Linked DNA regions of Homo sapiens: region 2 is linked to region 1. Evidence: chromatin loops called from intact Hi-C (ENCODE). Cell type or tissue: IMR-90. All regions are shown on one strand. Links, peaks and the distances in the headings refer to the core of each region. The heading gives the core; the rest is flanking DNA.

Region 1 (9,592 bases), core at 1,048-9,047:
TTCAGCCTGGGCAACAAGGTGAGACCCCATCTCAAAAAAAAAAAAAAAAAAAACTCCAAAGAAAACTAGGTCCAGATTGCTTTATTCGTGAGTTCTATCAAACATTTAAGAAAGAAAAAGCTCCAATTATATGCAAACTTTCAGAAAATAAAAGAAAAAGGGAACACTTCCCTCCCACCTCTTTTTATGATGACAGTATCACCACAATACCAAAACTGGCCAAAGACATTTCAAGAAAAGAAAGTGACTGCCTAAATACATCATGAACATAGATGCAAAATCACTGAACTATTAGCTAATTGAATCCAGCAATATGCATTATGACCCAATAGAGTATCTCAGAATGCAAGGTTGTTTTTGCATTTAAAGTCAATTGTTACTATATTACCAGAAGAAAAATTTTGAAGTTAATATATGGAGATGGAAAAACAAAAATTCAAATGGTGCTAAAGGCCTACAAGTGAAAAGTTGTGTCCTTCTGCTCATTCCCTGCCCCTCAGTCCCCCTGTTTTCACCCCAGAGGAAACCACTGTTACCAGTTTCCTATGCATCCTTCCAGAAATTACCTATCATATACCGACACGTACACCTTCCCCAACAGCACACACAAATGGGGGAATACAGTACACACTTCACATATCTGGAAGATCGGCCCAGGTCAGTACAGATACCCCAGTCTCTTTTTGGCAGACCATAATTCATTTCATTTGCCTTGTAGTAATGGAAATGACAGTGATTTCCAGTTTGGGGCTATCACAGATGATGGCCAGGTATGGTGGCTCATGCCTATAATCCCAGCACTTTGGGAGGCTAAGGTAGGAGGATTGCTCGAGCCCAGGAGTTTGTGACCAGTCTGGGCAACATAGTAGGACACCATCTCTATAAAAAAAATTTAAAAATTAGCCAGGCTGGGTGGTATGCTCCTGTAGTCTCAGCTATTTGGGAGATTACTTACCCTAAAATAAGACATAAAACTTTATTTTAAAGCATTCCCATGAAATTTAACCTACAGATATGCTCTCATTCGAGCACTGAGATACTCACTGCATCATCATTTGGGTGTTTTGGGTTGGTTGGTTGGTTGGTTGTTTTTTGAGACAGGGTCTCCCTCTGTCACCAGGCTGGAGTGCAGTGGTGCAATTTTGGCTCACTGCAGCCTCTGCCTCCTGGCCTCAAACGATCCTCCCACCTCAGCCTCCCTAGGAGCTGGGACTACAGGCACGCACCACCAAACCCAGATAATTTTTTTATTTTTAGTAGATACAGGGTCTTGCCACATTACCCAGGCTGGTCTTGAATTCCTGGGCTCAAGCTATCCTCCTGCCTCAGCCTCCCAAAGTGCTGGGACTACAGGTGTGAGCCACTGCACGCAGCTCCCTTGCGAAGTCTAATTCCTAGTCATGGCTCAGCAGTGGCTCAAGGATGCCCACCTCTGTTTCTTTCCACCTTGCAACAGCCCCAGAAAAGCAACAAAAGGGACAATATCCTCCAATTACGAACTTCCTGAAGCTGGCTGAGGCAGAGGACCCCTTGAGTCCAGGAGTTTGAGACCAACCAGGGCAACATAGGGAGACCCTGTCCCCCACCTCAAAAAAACTAAGTCGACTTTTGAAATAGACCCAATTCTTTAAATAAGATCCCAGAATCTTCAGCTAGAAATAAGCTTAGAGATGATTTCCTGTTATTTTAAAAAGGAAGAAACTGAGGACCAGAGAGGGGAAGTGACTTGCTCTTGGCCACACAGCCAGTCCGTCCAGGTTTCTGCTTTCCAGACAAGACTCCTTCTTTATGGCTTCTCTCTCCATAGCTGCTGAGCTAATGGGCCTGTGTGGCTTGCCCAAATCTCTCTGGCTCTCACATCTCCCTGCCTGCTCAGTAGTCAGGAAGGAGAGACTGAAAGGAGGGTAAAGTGAGGCCCCACACCAGGTGAGAGGGTACCCTGAGAGTGGTTCTTGGGGAGGACACAGGAAGGCACTTAGCTAAAATGAAGGTTTGGGCTAAACACTGCATTTCACTTACTCAGAGACTTTGGACAGGTAGTGTTCCAAACCCCTCTAGAGTTCTTTCCTAGACCTGAGCTCACGTGTGTGACAGCTTGGCATGGTGAGCAGGAAGCCAGTGATAGCTGTGTTAACATTGCCTGAGCCCCAGAGAAACTATGTGTGAGCCTGGGCGGGGCAAGGGCTGGGAGTCCATGTTGCTTGAGCCAGCCTGCAGGGAGGCCCTCCAGGCTTTTTAGGAGTAGTAGAGGATGGGGAGGGGGCTTCCTTAGGAGGTGGTGGGGCCTCAGGGGTCCTGCATCCTGCCCACCTGCAGGGAGCTCCCCAATCCTGCCTGACATTGGAGCTCTGGGCAGCTCCTTTTCGGGCCCAGCTCATGTTCCTTTCTGGGGGACATGCCCTGGCTGGATGGTAACTGAAGACCCCCATCTCCTGTTAGAGATGGAAACTGACCGATAGCTTTTAGTGGGGCCCCTGCAGATGCATGTCAGGGCCCCTGCCTGGAAGCAAGAGGTGAATTCTGGGAAGGGATTTGCAGTTCCCTAAACTCACTTCTGTTTGCCTAGGGGCCCTCAGACCTGCTGTATGCCCTGCCTGAGATAGCTCAGCCTCCAGCCCCACCTCCTTTAGCTGGATAACTTATCTTCACAAACTCAGCCCAGTCATAACCTTCTCTGGGAGATCGTCCCTGAGCCTCTGACTCCCAAAACTCCCTGTACTTCCCCTTAGAATTTAGCCCCACATACTGAAATAGTTGATTTGCGTTTATGTGTGTGTGTGTGTGTGTGTGTGTGTGTGTGTGTGTAGTTAAGTTTTATAAATCTTCTATCTGTCTTTGTTGTTGTTTTAGAGACAGGGTCTTGCTCAGTCGCCCAGTCTGGAGTGCAGTGGTGTGATCTCGGCTCTCTGCAGCCTCGACCTCCCAGGCTCAAGTGATCTTCCCACCTCAGCTTCTGTAGCTAGGGCTACAGGCTCACACCACCATACCTGGTTCATTTTCTAATTTTTTGTAGAGTTGGAGGTCTCCCTATGTTGCTCAGGCTAGTATGGAACTCCTGGGCTCAAACAATCTGCCCGCCTCAGCCTCACAAAATGCTGGGATTACAGGTTTGAGCCACTGTGCCCAGACATCCCAGATGTGTTTGAAAAGAACATGTATTCTCCAGCTGTAGGGTGCAGTGTACTATGCAGGGCCCTCATATTAAGCTTCTAAATTCTATTGTTCAAATCTTTTCTTCTTTAAATTTTTTTTATTTTTTGAGACTGAGTCTCACTCTGTCACCCAGGCTGGAGTACAGTAGCACAATCTCAGCTCACTGCAACCTCCGCCTCCAGAGTTTAAGCGATTCTCTTGCCTCAGCCTCCTGAGTAGCTGGGATTATAGGTGCCTGCCACCACGACCGGCTACTTTTCATATTTTTAGTAGAGATGGGGTTTCTCCATGTTGGCCAGGCTGGTCTTGAACACCTGACCTCAGGTGATCCACCCGTCTCAGCCTCCCAAAGTGCTGGGATTATAGGCATGAGCCATCACGCCCGCCCTCTTTTTTTCTTACTGATTTTTTGTCGTTGTTGTTGTTGTTGGAGGTACTCAGGATTTTATTTTTATTTCTCACGTCTCTTCCATCTGGCTGTTTATTGGCATCCTTTAAATTTTCCTTTGTAATAAATCAGGAATAATAAGTAAGCATTCCCTGGGTTTGTGAGTCATTCTAACAAATTATTGTAATTGCCTGATAAGTGCACAGACAAAATCAATTCACTGAGACTGAGGTATTGCAGTAAACGGAGTTATTACTCAAATCAGTCTCCTGACTTTTTGTTGTTGTTGTTACTGTTGACTTGATCTATAAATTACTGGGAGAGGTGTATTAAAGTCTCCTAAAGTTGAACTTGTCCATTTCTCCTTGCAGGGTTGTCAGTTTTTGCATTATAAATTTTGAAGCTATCTTATCAGCTGCATATAGGCTTTTGTTATATCTTATCTAATTCTGCCTTTTATCAATGTGTCCTCTATTTGTAATGAGAGCCCGATTCTCACCACCCCCCTCAACTTATTTCATGTGCATTTCCCTTTGAAAAATTTAAAGGGCTGCATGGATAAACCACAATTTAACTTTTTGTCTATTATTGGACATTGTTTCTAATTTTTCATTTTTATAAACCACACTGAAGTGAGCATCTTTGTATGCAATTGTTTCTGATGATTTCCTCCTCTGGGTAGATTTCTTGTAGTGGAATTACAAGGTTAGGCTGTATGAACATTTTAAAGACTTTTCATATATGTTGTTCCTTCATGGCTGTTGATGAAATTAGAATTTTTGGTGCCTGTGTCACCCAATTGGCTCCTGTTGAGCTATCTGTTCCCAAAATCCCTCAGTGTTTTTGACTTGGTCTTTTTTTTTTTTTTTGTCCCTCACCCAATATGTGTGCACTTGGCAGACTTTATGTGTCATTTGGAACTTGCATTACTCCTCTTACAATTTAATCCGTTAGATTGGGCCCGTCCCTCCAAACCGTAAGTCTCTCCCAGCCTCTGACCAGCAGAGTGTCGGCCATGATGCAGGGGCCGTGTCTTCTGTAGCTTTGCTCCAGTCAGTTATGGAAATAGTGAGAACAGAACTCCATGGCAAACCACTGGAAACAAGCCCATGGGGATATCAAGTTCTTTTTCAATGAGGCTAATAGTTAATAGTTTATTAAACATTTACTATGCACTAGGCACTACATATATGTTAACTCATTTGATTGTTACGACAAACTCCAAAAGTAGATATTATGGTCTCTATTTTAAGATATGGGAATTGAAATTCAGGGAGAGAGGAAGTCTGTCCAACTGGTCACCCTGCTACTGGGTGAGCAGATCAGGATTCCAACCTCTCAGACTTGGGTTCTGGTCCGAAACCCAAATGGCCAGCCCTGTTCTACAGGAATCTACCACCAGGTGGCGGTAGAGCCAATGGGCCCAGGAACAACCTCTCTGAGATCTGAAATTAGCCACAAAACTGCCTTTTTTTCCTATAAAAAGTAGCGCTGACTTTTATTGACAGTAACTAAAACTAGATTATTCAATAAAATAAATATTAACCTAACAGGCACATTCCTCTGGGTAAAACGATAATAAAGTAAGCAGACCTTTGAACTTGGACCTTTCAAGCCTAGATTTCATCAATATAATTCCTCAGGGGAAAATCTCTTTTTCTAAGTCACCCACACTTGGGCAATTCTCCCTGATTTTCTGCCCATTCTTTGCTGCCTCTGCCCTCTGCACTAGCACACTCCTAGCAGTAATCAAAGCTATAGGAAGACCTTCAACTGGGAAAGCGTATCAGAATTTGAGGCAAGAAATTTAGAGAGTGGGATGTTGGTGGGCAGTGAATGGTCCCCAGGAGATTCGAATATACCCTTCTAGGGGGCATAGGTGGGCATTCCTGGTTCTGGAGAGAATCTCAGATTCACCATCTATCCAGGCACCCTTCAATCTTCCAGCCTGGGAGGAAGGACGTGCCTCTTTCTTTTCTTCAATCTCCCCATCACATTTTGAGATTTTTCTGCTCCACTTTAGAAAAAAAAAAGAAGGTTTTATTTTTTAAACTCTTCCCCTTTCCTTTTTTTTAGCGTTCCTGTCTGTACAAACACTGGTGCTTTGCTTGTCCATTTTCCACTCTTGCTGGGCAGCATCTTTTTCAAACCATTTGAACATACATTCAAATTGTTTCACCATGTTGTGGGTATTGTATTTCAATGGAATTGGAATATGAAAAGGCCTTTTTTTTTCTTTGTCTGAGACAGCATCTCGCTCTATCACCGAGGCTAGGGTGTGGTGGCAGGATCATAGCTCACTGCAGCCTCCACCTCCTGGGCTCAAGCCATCCTTCCGCCTCAGCTTCCTGAGTAGCTGGGACTACAGGCACGTGCCACCACACCTGGCTAGTTTTGTTCATTTTTTGTAGAGATGGGGTTTCACTGTATTGCCCAGGCTGGTCTCGAATTCAAGCAGTCCTCTTCCCCCGGCCTCCCAAAGCTCTGGGATAACAGATGTGGGCCACCGTGCCCAGCAATTGAAAAGGACTTTTAAAACATCCTACCATGTTTTGGTTCTGCCTGGATGGACCAGTGTTTCCCCCTAGCCCTCCCCCAGCAGTGTCCCAGGCATGAGTTGACTGCCTCCCAGTGCCCTGTCCTCACACTGAAGGGAGGGTCCCTCTGCTCCATGCACAAAGGTGAGCTCCTGACTGGCACCAGAGTTAGGGACCTCCAGGTGGGGCTGGTCCTAGAACAGTAGCCAAGACTGAGGCTCTAGGCTGCAAATCAGGGGATTCTGAAGTCACATTCAGGCCTGGTTGGACTCCTGGCTCCACCTCTTACAAGTTCCATGACTTGTCAGTTACTTACCTTTACTGAGCCTCAGATTCTTCAGGGCAAAGTGTGGATAGCACCTGCTTTGCAGAACTATTATATTAGATACAATTGGCCAGGTGTGGTGGCTTATACTTGTAATCCCAGCACTTCGGGAGGCTGAGCCAGGCGGATAACTTGAGGTCAGGAGTTCGAGACCAGCCTGGCCAACACAGTGAAACCCCATCTCTACTAAAAATACAAAAAATTAGCTGGGCGTGGTGGCGCATGCCTGTAGTCCCAGCTACTCTGGAGGCTGAGGCAGGAGAATCACTTGAATCCGGGAGGTGGAGGTTGCAGTGTGCCAAAATTGCGTCACTGCACTCTAGCCTGGGTGACAGAGCAAGACCCTACCTCAAAAAAAAAAAAAAAAAGAAAAAAGAAATGTTATATTAGATACAATAATGACAATAAATGCATGTCAAGTGTGCCTGGTAGGTATGTGCTAGGTAAATAACGTTGGCTATTGTTCAATGGAGTAAGGGATCTGGGACATCTCACAGAATCATGGAATGTTATTGCTGGTGGTCCCATAAGATCATAGGCTAGTTCTCTTAAATAACCAAATAGCTTGCTTTACCCACTTGAATGAAAACAACAAATTATTTTTTAAGGTCTAAAGAAGTGACTCCATGTTCCCAACACACTAATTATTTAAAATGTCCTTTTTACAAGGAGTGGTCTCTGTTAAAAAAAAAAAAAAAAAGTCCTCACTGGAACTCCTCCCATAGTCAATCTAGGGAACCCTGGGTGCTTCCTAGTCATGGTTACTTCACCTCCCTGAGAAGAAACAAAGAGGCCTAAAAGGCCACTCTTTGTCGTGGCTGCGGCCAACAAGCAGTTGGCCAATAGTGCACCATGTCCACTTGGGAACTGTCTTGAGGGCGGGGACCTTGTCTCCGCAGGAAGCTTCCAGGCTACTGAGACCTGCCTCTCATGCCACAGTGGTTTCTCGGGGCTCAAAATGGGGACAAGGACTCCTCTGCACGGTTGTAGTTAGCCTAGACCTAGCCTGGGCTCCATGGCCACAGAGTTTTGGAGACTGAGCTCTTTGAACTCATGCACACACAATGGGTCACAAGCCAGGCCCCAACCAGCTTGAGCCAGTTCTCCCCATGATTCAGGAGAAGGAGCTCCAAGAACTCTTGGCATCACCTTGAAGTGAGAGGCTGTCCCTCACTGCAGTTGCCAGCAAAAACCAAAATGGCCACTCAGTGATGCCACAAGTCTCCCTTCTAACTAAACAGGACCAGCTCACCCCAGGCCAGAGCTGGTTCCTGTCCTTCCAGCACCTCCAAGTCCAATTCCCAAAGCCCCAGAGCGGGTCCTTCCTCTCCTGTCCCAAGGGCCGTCTCATTTCCTGTCCTGATTCCTCTTCCCAGCAGGGCCTCCCATTTCCCTGAGGAGAAACCACCCTGCTGTTACCCTCATAGGTATTTAGATGAGAAAACTGAAGCCTGAGAGAGGAAAGGTAACTTTGCCAAATGCACGCAGCTGGTTAGCAGGTGAAACCACATGTCCTGACACCAACTTTAAGCACTTTCCCCAACCATAGTGGGCCCAGATTCAAATAGGGACATTGGGAGGAAGAGGTATGGGTCAGGGGTTAGAGGTCAGGGGTCAGACAGGTGGGTAAAATCAGGGTGTTGAGGAGAGTGGTGCTGGCAGCTGAGTGAGTCTGCAATTGGTAACGGGTGGAAATGAGTAAGGGCCGATGCCCCCGGGATGCTGGGTTTTCATTTTAGAAGGAACTTCCCTTATGAGCTGTGCAATTAGGTTTTCAATGAATCAGAAATACTTTTTTGAGGATTAGAAGGAAATACCCAGTGCTGGCCCACAGGCTGTAGGGCTGTTTAAAAACGAAAACCAAAACCATAAAGCCCGGGCTATGAATTTCAGTCATTTGCACGTGAGCTGCCATTAATTTGTAGATTCTCTTTTAGAGCACTAACTAGGTGCACATAAAATTAAATTAACTAATTAACACAAATGTCTGCAACTGCTCTCAGGGTGATCACTCACGGAGGGAGCACACCTAGTAACTTTCAGACCAAGTTCTCCTTTTCCCAGACAGCTGCATAAATGTGGGGCTACAAAAAGCCCAAAGACGAACATGAACTCAACAACGCCATCCCAGAAGCCCCCATGCAGATGATGGGGCCAACAGAGCAATATGCTATCAGTGCTGACCTTGCTAAGGCCTGACCCCTCACTCCTGGAAAATCTTAGACCCTTTCTTAGGATACTCTTTCCTGATTGGAACGGGGAGCAGCGTAGAATACCTGCATCAAGATGCTTGGATACAGGTGAGCAATGAGGGAATTTACTACAACTTGGAAGTGGAGTGCCTCGGGGTTGCAGGGTCAGGCAATCCAGCTGCCCAGAGCATTTCATCATAGACTCTGAGAGAAGAAATCTAGAGAAGAGAGCTGTTGCTTGAGGTGCCAGCTCCTTCTACCTTCAGGCGGTGAATCTCCAAGTGTGGTACTCCAAGTGTGGTACTGGGCCAGCAGAATCTGCTCCACCTGGGATCTTGTTAGAAAGGTAAATGCTCAGCCCCAACCAGACCTGCTGACTCAGAAATGGGGTGGGGCCCAGCGCTCTGCGTTTTAACAAGCACTCTGGGTGATTTGGATGCAGGCTCCAGTTTGAGAATCTCTGCCCTAAGGCATCCTGGGGCTGTAGTATTAACAATAATAGTTTTGTGGCTAAGGGTGTGGACTTTCCGCAGACAGATCTGTAATCCCAATGCTGGCTTTGCTTTGGGCGGGTCTTGGGTGAGACCAAGGGTGCAGACTGGAAGGAGGCCCATGCTCTCTGGGTCACACAGACAGATGGGCACCCGACAGCGAGGGCCTCACCTGTCTCATCCCAGTCCCAGCCCTGTCTTCCTACTGGAGAGGTGTGTGACCTTGGACCCCACAGAACTAAGGTCTGGTTCTGTTGTTCTGCAGGCGGGGCCTGGGAATGTGCATTTTAAGAGCTCCCCAGTTATTCTGATCCGCCAACCTTGGAAATTGCTGAGTTATCCTCTCTGAATCTCCGTTTTCTAACTTGTAAAAAGGGGTAACGTAAAAAGGGGTATCTGTAAAGCACTAATTAGGGAAAAGGAATGAGGCTGGCGGGATCAGGGGAAAGCAAAAAGAAAAAGCAGATAAGCTATGAGTCTGCCTTTCTTCATGGACCAGGACACAC
Region 2 (9,592 bases), core at 759-8,758, 200 kb after region 1:
CAAATATATAGAATTAATTGAATTGTAATCAACTTACTGATTTTTCTCTTTCATTATCACTTTTGATAAATAACTGTAACTTCTGACGTTAATGAGCTCTATCATCTACATTCTTTTTTAAATTTAGTTTAATTTTTTTTGAGATGGGGTCTCACTCTGTCACCCAGGTTGGAGAACAGTGGCTCGATCTTGGCTCTCTACAACCTTCACCTCCCAGGCTTGAACGATCCTTCCACCTCAGCCTCCCGAGTAGCTGGAACCATAAGTGCACACCATCACACATGGCTAAATTTTTGTATTTTTAGTAGAAACAGGTTTCCCCATGTTGCCCAAGCTGGTCTTGAACTCCTGAGCTCAAGCAGTTCACCCACCACAGCCTCCCAAAGTGCTGGGATTACAGGCATGAGCCACTGCACCCAGCTTTACCAGCTCTATTTCAAAATTTGCACGTATTCTTTCTTCCCCTGTCCAACAACATTGCCTGTAATCTCCTTCCCTTCCCATCTTGGTTCCTCTGGATTTTGTTCTTTTGATTGTGCACCATTTCGGCGGTATTCAGTATTGATAATCAGTTTCTCTTCACTGGCTCCTCTGCCTTCAGTCAATTCAGTCTCCCTGTCCTAAACAGTGCTTATTCTGGAATGGATTGCCTCTTAACTATTATTTCCCATCTCCATCTTCTCATTTCTTTCACTTCCAAACTTCCTTTATAAGTGACTTTCTCTCCCAGCTTCCATTGCTTCATTAGTTAATGCATTCATTACCCCTTGACCAAGTGCCTTAACTTTTCGGCCTTCAATATTTCCTTTCTGTAAAATGAGTGAATTGGTCTGGATTCATTGTAGTAAGCTGTCTTTCTAGTCTGAATCTTTGGAACCCTTACTTGGAGCCCCATTGTATACAAGTGAGCTATTCTGTACTAATTTTGAGTGGCAAGCTTTGAGCCTGTTGCCACATCAGCAGCCGTCCGTGTGGGCCTCTCGAGCTTGAAAGAGCACAGCTCAAAAGCCACGGGAAACGCTTCAGCTCTAAAATTTGGTAGCTCTGCAGTAATTACTGAAGTTACATTCCTGAAAGTTTTAAACAATTTACTTGTGGCCAAATTAAATTCTCTTCTTAGACACCATTTCTCCTGCACATTTTATAGTATCTAAACACTTAGAGTACTGTTATTTCCCTCCCCACCCCCAACATTTTTTTCCCCTTGGCTTTAATCTCTCTGCTACTCAGCTTAAATTTCAACACTTCTAAGAAACCATTCCAAATCATACTAGCTCATAGTAACATTTTCCCCTTAATAATCCACTGTAATGGTCACTATTTATGCCTTTCATTTGGCACTTAAAATTATCACAAGGGGCAAGGCGCAGTGGCTCATGCCTGTAACCCCAACACTCTGTGAGGGCAAGGCAGGAGGAGGATTGCTTGAGCCTGGAGTTCAAGACAGGCCTTGGGCAACATAGTGAGATCCCATCTGTACAAGAAAAAAATTTTTTTTTAATTGTGTAAGGTACTTTGAACTACATCAGTATAATTTAGGCCTGGATTCTGACCTAAAGAAATATAATCTAGTAGAAGAATAGAGATATGCAAAATAATTAAATATAATTATTTCTTTTTTTTTAATACTTTAAGTTTTAGGATACATGTGCACAATGTGCAGGTTTGTTACATATGTATACATGTGCCATGTTGGTGTGCTGCACCCATTAACTCGTCATTTACATTAGATATATCTCCTAATGCTATCCCTCCCCCCTCCCCCCACCCCACAACAGTCCCCGGTTTATGATGTTCCCCTTCCTCTGTCCAGGTGTTCTCATTGTTCAATTCCCACCTATGAGTGAGAACATGCAGTGTTTGGTTTTTTGTCCTTGTGATAGTTTGCTGAGAATGATGGTTTCCAGCTTCATCCATGTCCCTACAAAGGACATGAACTCATCCTTTTTTATGGCTGCATAGTATTCCATGGTGTATATGTGCCACATTTTCTTAATCCAGTCTATCGTTGTTGGACATTTGGGTTGGTTCCAAGTCTTTGCTATTGTGAATAGTGCAGCAGTAAACAACTCAGTAATTTGAAATTTAAAAAAAGTTTAACTCAATGATTATTGAGTTGAAAGTACTGAGTGCCATAGAAGAGGTACAGATAGAATTCTGTGGAAACTTAAAGATACCTTTCACCTGGGAGAAAAGGACAGAGTATCCCAAAGGAGATGGGTTGGGTCTCAAAGGGAATATAGTATTTGAACACCCAAAGGTGGACATTCCCAATCGAAGGAGCAGCGTGAATCAGGGCAAAAGTAGGAAAGCATGAGATGGTAGGTATTTCGGTTTGTCTGAAAGGGTTACCAAGAGAAAGAGTGAAATATAAAGATGTAAAAGTAAATCAGAATAGACATAGTGTTGTTAGTTGTCTTTTTAAAATGTGTGTATCTTGTTTTCCCAATTATGTTATAAACTTTGAAGACAAGTAGTATGTCTTATACTTTTAACCTCCTACAACAAGGGGTTTGGATATAGTAGTAGTATTTGGTAAAAATTTTGTTAAATGTATGAAAGGGAGAAACAGTAGTTTCCCCAACAAGCATTATTCAAGGTAACTTCTTGTCATACCCTTCTGTTTACTTAGACTGTGGTTTTATCAGTAAAAACTATTTTAGAGCTTCATAGTAGTGGTTCTTTACAGCTTAGAAATCATTGCGGGGGCCAGTGGCACAATGGATAACACACCTGACTATGAATCAGAAGATTCTAGGAGTCATTAGGGGATTTTCAAAAATGGGGGTTATGTGTTATGTGTCCAATTAACAATACTCAGTTTAATTCATTCCCTAAATGATATGGGAAGTGCTGGCTTGAGTTGAGGAAAAGAATAAATATAAACAAACTTAAGACTCTAAGTTCTTTTTGTATTTTATTAAATTAGATTTTAAAGGATATTTTCAGGATTCAGATTTTATTTAACCACAAATGTTTTAAAAAAGGAATTGAGTTAAAAAACTGTCTCCAGGAATTGTGTTGTATTGTGCATGGGTAACTTTTTGTTTTTTACTGTTATACAATATTTTATATGATTGAAAAAAAGATTAGAAACATCAGCTAGTCTGTTCATATTGCTATAAATTCCTGGCACTGCTGTTCTCCTTGGAAAGAGGGTATTACATACGCACATAACAAAAAGACAGGAAAATGGACTGTGCCTGTATTCATCCTTTTCTTTCCAATAGCATATGCTAATCCTTTTCATTTTTATAAAGCAAAATATATTTGACAAATGAAATTGGAAGTTACAACTTTCAAAAGCCATTTATTTTAGAGATTCTTATGGCAAAGCAATTCATTATTTTACAATATTTGTTTTGTTTTAAACTTTCTATATTATGTGCTAGGTGAAAAACCATTTCGCTGTGATGAATGTGGTATGAGATTCATACAAAAATATCATATGGAAAGGCATAAGAGAACTCATAGTGGAGAAAAACCTTACCAGTGTGAATACTGTTTACAGGTAAGAGAGATGGCTTGAAATTCTTCTACTGTAATTAAATTATACAATAATTATAAATTAGATTAGAAAATATTACAACTTAGAGCTATTTAAGGGGCCTTCTAACTCTTACAGATTAGATTTATAATAGAAAATTGGCTCAGTGAATTTGTTTGGAATTATGTATGTTATTGCATTAATATATCTTTATATTAATTGTTTTGTTTCACTTTTTCTTTTCTTGGTTGACCAAAACCACAAACAACCCACTACCATCCTCTGAATTCAACAGTATTTTTCCAGAACAGATCGTGTATTGAAACATAAACGTATGTGCCATGAAAATCATGACAAAAAACTAAATAGATGTGCCATCAAAGGTGGCCTTCTGACATCTGAGGAAGATTCTGGCTTTTCTACATCACCAAAAGACAACTCACTGCCAAAAAAGAAAAGGCAGAAAACGGAGAAAAAATCATCTGGAATGGACAAAGAGAGTGCTTTGGACAAATCTGACCTGAAAAAAGACAAAAATGATTACTTGCCTCTTTATTCTTCAAGTACTAAAGTAAAAGATGAGTATATGGTTGCAGAATATGCTGTTGAAATGCCACATTCGTCAGTTGGGGGCTCGCATTTAGAAGATGCGTCAGGAGAAATACACCCACCTAAGTTAGTTCTCAAAAAAATTAATAGTAAGAGAAGTCTGAAACAGCCACTGGAGCAAAATCAAACAATTTCACCTTTATCCACATATGAAGAGAGCAAAGTTTCAAAGTATGCTTTTGAACTTGTGGATAAACAGGCTTTACTGGACTCAGAAGGCAATGCTGACATTGATCAGGTTGATAATTTGCAGGAGGGGCCCAGTAAACCTGTGCATAGTAGTACTAATTATGATGATGCCATGCAGTTTTTGAAGAAGAAGCGGTATCTTCAAGCAGCAAGTAACAACAGCAGGGAATATGCGCTGAATGTGGGTACCATAGCTTCTCAGCCTTCTGTAACACAAGCAGCTGTGGCAAGTGTCATTGATGAAAGTACCACGGCATCCATATTAGAGTCACAGGCACTGAATGTGGAGATTAAGAGTAATCATGACAAAAATGTTATTCCAGATGAGGTACTGCAGACTCTGTTGGATCATTATTCCCACAAAGCTAATGGACAGCATGAGATATCCTTCAGTGTTGCAGATACTGAAGTGACTTCTAGCATATCAATAAATTCTTCAGAAGTACCAGAGGTCACCCCGTCAGAGAATGTTGGATCAAGCTCCCAAGCATCCTCATCAGATAAAGCCAACATGTTGCAGGAATACTCCAAGTTTCTGCAGCAGGCTTTGGACAGAACTAGCCAAAATGATGCCTATTTGAATAGCCCGAGCCTTAACTTTGTGACTGATAACCAGACCCTCCCAAATCAGCCAGCATTCTCTTCCATAGACAAGCAGGTCTATGCCACCATGCCCATCAATAGCTTTCGATCAGGAATGAATTCTCCACTAAGAACAACTCCAGATAAGTCCCACTTTGGACTAATAGTTGGTGATTCACAGCACTCATTTCCCTTTTCAGGTGATGAGACAAACCATGCTTCTGCCACATCAACACAGGACTTTCTGGATCAAGTGACTTCTCAGAAGAAAGCTGAGGCCCAGCCTGTCCACCAAGCTTACCAAATGAGCTCCTTTGAACAGCCCTTCCGTGCTCCCTATCATGGATCAAGAGCTGGAATAGCTACTCAATTTAGCACTGCCAATGGACAGGTGAACCTTCGGGGACCAGGGACAAGTGCTGAATTTTCAGAATTTCCCTTGGTGAATGTAAATGATAATAGAGCTGGGATGACATCTTCACCTGATGCCACAACTGGCCAGACTTTTGGCTAAAAAAAAAAAAAAAGTGTAAATAATACTGGCACTTTAGAACAGATTAATCAAGAGTGGGGTTACTCTGTGTAAATGGAGTGCTGTACAGATTTAAGAGCAATGCGTAATAACAAGTTAAGCTGATATGAATAGCAAGATAATCCAATAACTGCATTTCGTTTGGTTAGTCAGCATTCTTTGAACTGCCTTACATGTTGTCACCTTTATAGAAGCAATGCATTACTTGTTTTAGATCAGAAACTTGCTATTCCACCCACACCAAGTTAAAAAGGAAAAAAAAAAGACTTTCGCACAATTGTTTCCTAACTGATAACATTGTACATTCTTAGGAGATTAGTAATTGTGTGAAATTTACTCATACTGTTTCTAAGTTTTTCAGCATAGTCATTGCACTTCAGCAGGGAATCTGAGTATACTTTACAGACAGAGTGAACTTAAAAGTTTAATGTCAAGAGATTATGGCTTAAATAAATTAGTGTGTCCTATAGGGGGAAAAAAACCAAGAAACCACCTTTTAAAAAGAATGATATGCCATATACCCTTGATTTTCATTTTGCATTATATTGACGTGTTTTTTTGAAGGAAAAAAAGTAATAAAAATCTGATAGTCTAAGACTCCACTATTTAAAAGCCTAATTACTTTAAAAATATGCATACTTTCAGAACTTTTACCAAAACACACAACTGTTGAAGCAGTCACTTCTCTATGGAAGTATGCATATTGGTGTCAGTTTCTTTGTACAGTTGTACTTAGATATTTTTTATGATTTTTCATGTGCAGGTATCAAGGTTTTGAAGTTTTAGTAAAAGAAATTCTGTAGATTACATTCCCAAGAACATAATGCTTACACAAAATGTATATTCCACGTTTTAAAGCTTAATTGTATTTTACTTTACATATACACTTCAGTTAACATAGAGCACTTAGAATCTATTTGGTATTTTTGATTTCTCAAAGTAAAAAAAAAATTAGATTTTTAGGTTTGATATGGTTGTGTCATAATCATCTCGTAATTGACAATTTTAACTTTTGGCAATAAAAGGAAATTGGGATATCTTTGGAACTGTAAAACCTGGTTTAATCTTTTTCTTTCTAGACTCTTGATAGATTGGATAATTAAACAGTATCCAGAGAAACTAAAGAAATGGGCATTTTAATTGCATATTTTATCTTGAGTTACTTTTTAATGAACACTGCTCATTACAACTTTACAAACCAAAAGTGTTTACTAATTCCAGTAACTACCATTTCTTTTTCAGCTAGATGAGTGATCGGAAAATTTTTGTTGCATTTCAAAATCTAAATAAACTACAGACTTTATCCTTATACCATGAATGTTTTTTTTTAATACTCTGTCTTAAAATAATACAGCATGGTACAATAAATAGTGCTTTTATGTATATATACACACACACACTTTTCTGAAGAATGATGGTTTGAGTTATGCGTTGGGCAGTTTTGATTTTTGGAAGTTATATTAGTTATTGACTCTTTGTTACAACTTTTTCATTTTTACATTTTAAATTTTCTGCCATCGTTGTCACAATGCACATCCTGATATAGCACCAGTGAAAATCTAAAATTAATACCCTTGGAAAATGAAAATATTCTTAATTTCCATTTTGACTCTTATACTGGCCCTATAGCTCTGCAGTCTTTGTTTCAATATAGAATATGTTATCCATTTAAATTATTTTTTCTTTTATTTAATGTTATCCCAAGACTGTTCTCATAAAGAAAGGGAAGAAATAACTATCCACCCTTAACATCCTTCATTTATTTTGAATATATTGGTGTTTTTATGATAAGGAATATAAATTATATTTAATGTGGTTTCCTGTATACTTTGGTTATTAAGTTTTGCTTGAAATAGTAGTTTTCCCGTTTGACAGCTTTCTTTGCTGCCAAAGTTTTCAAGAATTTAAGACTTCTTTGAAGTAAATATTTAAGTTCTGCCATTATTGACTCTTAAGATTGTGTGTGTTGTGTTGTGCATTACATAATTACAAAAAGGCTTCATTCAGGTGATACGTTAAAAATGGAACTGTGCTCACCCTAAATAGGCATTGGTATTTTTCTCTTTTGGTGAGAGTAGGCATTTATTTCTTGAGTTGTTTTGGAGCCTGATCAAAAATTTTGTTCATGGAGAACTTGATGCAATTTTGATACAGTGGAGAGGTTTTTTTCGGTTGTTTTAACATCACCAGCATAGTTTTTAGAATGTGACTCTTGCTGAGCATTTAGGGTGAGCTTGGGAAGGAAGGCCTTTGAAAATGGTAGTTATGCAAGCAGACTTTCAGGTGTTGCATTCCTGTTTTCAACACATTTCTTTAAATCTACATAATGGCAGACTTTTCTACCAGGTTATAAGCAGTTTTTAGATAAGTGATACTCAGCCAGCATAACTTATTGACTTACCATTTACGTATAGTCATCACTCTCTTACTGTGAAATTCCAAATGCCTACCAGAGTTACCTTGTTCTATCATAATATGACAAACATCTCAACAGTTTTGGATTTCCCCACTTTGGTTCAGAAGGTTATTTAATTTCTATCTGGGCATTAATGGAGAAAATAAGTAGCCTTGTGTGCTGCTTCAGATTGAAACATGGAGGATATGAGATATTCTTCTGCAATTCATGTTTCTCATTTCTCAAAGTGAGCACATTGTTCTATAAAAACATGCTGGTACACCCTTAAACTTTTGATCAATCTGAGTGAGGTGTGCTTTTCCTCTTGGGACCTACTCACGTTTGAAGATTGGAAACATCACGTTAGGCGAGGCAGTATCTCTTGAACATCTTCTAAAGGGTTTTTTAAAACCTTATTCTCACATATTTCATTTGTCTTGAATATTTAAGTGGCTCTTAAACGTTTTGGGTCTACATGCAAATGTGGTACTTAACAAGGTAGGAATCCATCTTCTTAGCTCTGGCTGAGGGTGCCAGCCATCGGTCAGGTCATTTTTATCTCAAGAGGCAGAAGGCAGTTATGTCAAGAATTGTGCTCAGGGCAGGATTTCGTTTCCACAGAGGAGAGACACTTGCAGAGTGCCAGCTAGGTTAGATCTTTTGCCGCTTCTTTCATTTGATTAATTTGGGTTTTTAAAGGGCTGTTTAAAAAAAAAAAAAAAAGGCCGGGAAACTTTAAAAGTAGGCATTACTGTAGTACTGCATTTCTTAGAACATTTTAAACTAGAACTCATTTTTTTTTCACAGTATATTTACTTGAAGAAGCACTATAATAATCATTGAGAAGTATTTTGAGTCTGAAATTTAATTTAATTTTCCGTTTCAAATTGCTTTATTTCAGGGAAATAATTTTCCAGTTGTTTTGCTATATTCTGCAAATAAAAACCGTGTTTCCTTTTTTCACTTAAACTTTGGTAGGAAACAAACTAAAGCAGACAAACATTTCTTGTTATGTTTGTTGCTTTCTTTAATCCAATGGATAAAAAAGTAAAACCCTGTAAACATTATTTTATTTTTTTATGCAATACCATGCTGTAAATATGGTTCATCAAATAAGGATGTACCTATGATTGAATCTTTAATTCTGCACAGTTAGAGTTTATATATAAACGTGTCTTGACAATCAAGGACTTTTATGTGAGTCTTCCTTTATGATGTTTATTAATGTTATGCATTCCATTTGTTTTGAAGTGAGTACCAATGTGCTAATTTGTATTGTCTGAAAGTATGTAATGTTTTTACAGCTTGTTTTTAAGAATCTGTAAATATGTACAAACAAATCACAGTACTGCTTTATGTTAGAAGGCATATGATGTTGTACTGTATGTAAGCAATAATACATAGCAGTGCTAACTTTACAAGTAGCATCAGGAAAGTTCTAAAAACATTTCAGAGTTATTAATTATCCTTATTTCATTTAATAATGATTATCTTTAATCAGTTTTTATAAGCAAATTCCATTGTTCCTCCTATTGGAACGTAACACTGTTTACACAGCATAATTGAAGTTGCAGGGGAGACAGGCTAAATCTGACTTCATCTGTACTCACTTTCACTAAGCATTGAATGGCCTTACCACTCTTCTGCAAGATGGAGGAAGACCGCAAAACTTAGTGCCCATCACACTGAAGGAAGGGATGTGGTTTTTTTTCCTGCTTCTGTACTGCTACCTAACTTTGTGATTTGCTTTGGATTTTAATATTTGTTTCTGTTTTAGATTCAAGCCCGTAAGTTTTGA

Evidence for each region. Hi-C counts contacts between places; a loop is a spot of excess contacts. Peaks named below come from ENCODE experiments on the same cell type or tissue, not always from the same donor. Only the 100,000 strongest peaks of a DNase experiment are listed, where the experiment ranks them.
Region 2: it touches region 1 in a loop (2.6-fold over the local background); 4 of 110 quality-filtered maps call a loop at or near these places.

Annotation. Positions count from the first base shown.
Region 1 is chr3:125,433,342-125,442,933 of GRCh38, reverse strand. No RefSeq gene overlaps it. Among named protein-coding and RNA genes, the nearest start is that of ZNF148, 63 kb to the right of the region's middle. In IMR-90, for the core only: a CTCF peak has its summit at 4,947 (motif pointing right); no DNase peak of the experiment used is centred there.
Region 2 is chr3:125,228,130-125,237,721 of GRCh38, reverse strand. ZNF148 (zinc finger protein 148) reads left to right here. Exons shown (of 9, transcript NM_021964.3): 8 at 3,393-3,511; 9 at 3,783-9,592. The coding sequence ends at 5,381. Among named protein-coding and RNA genes, the nearest start is that of SLC12A8, 20 kb to the right of the region's middle. RefSeq lists an enhancer at 4,558-5,757 and a silencer at 5,691-5,891. In IMR-90, for the core only: no CTCF peak of the experiment used is centred there; a DNase peak (open chromatin) is centred at 5,721; H3K27ac peaks cover 182 bases.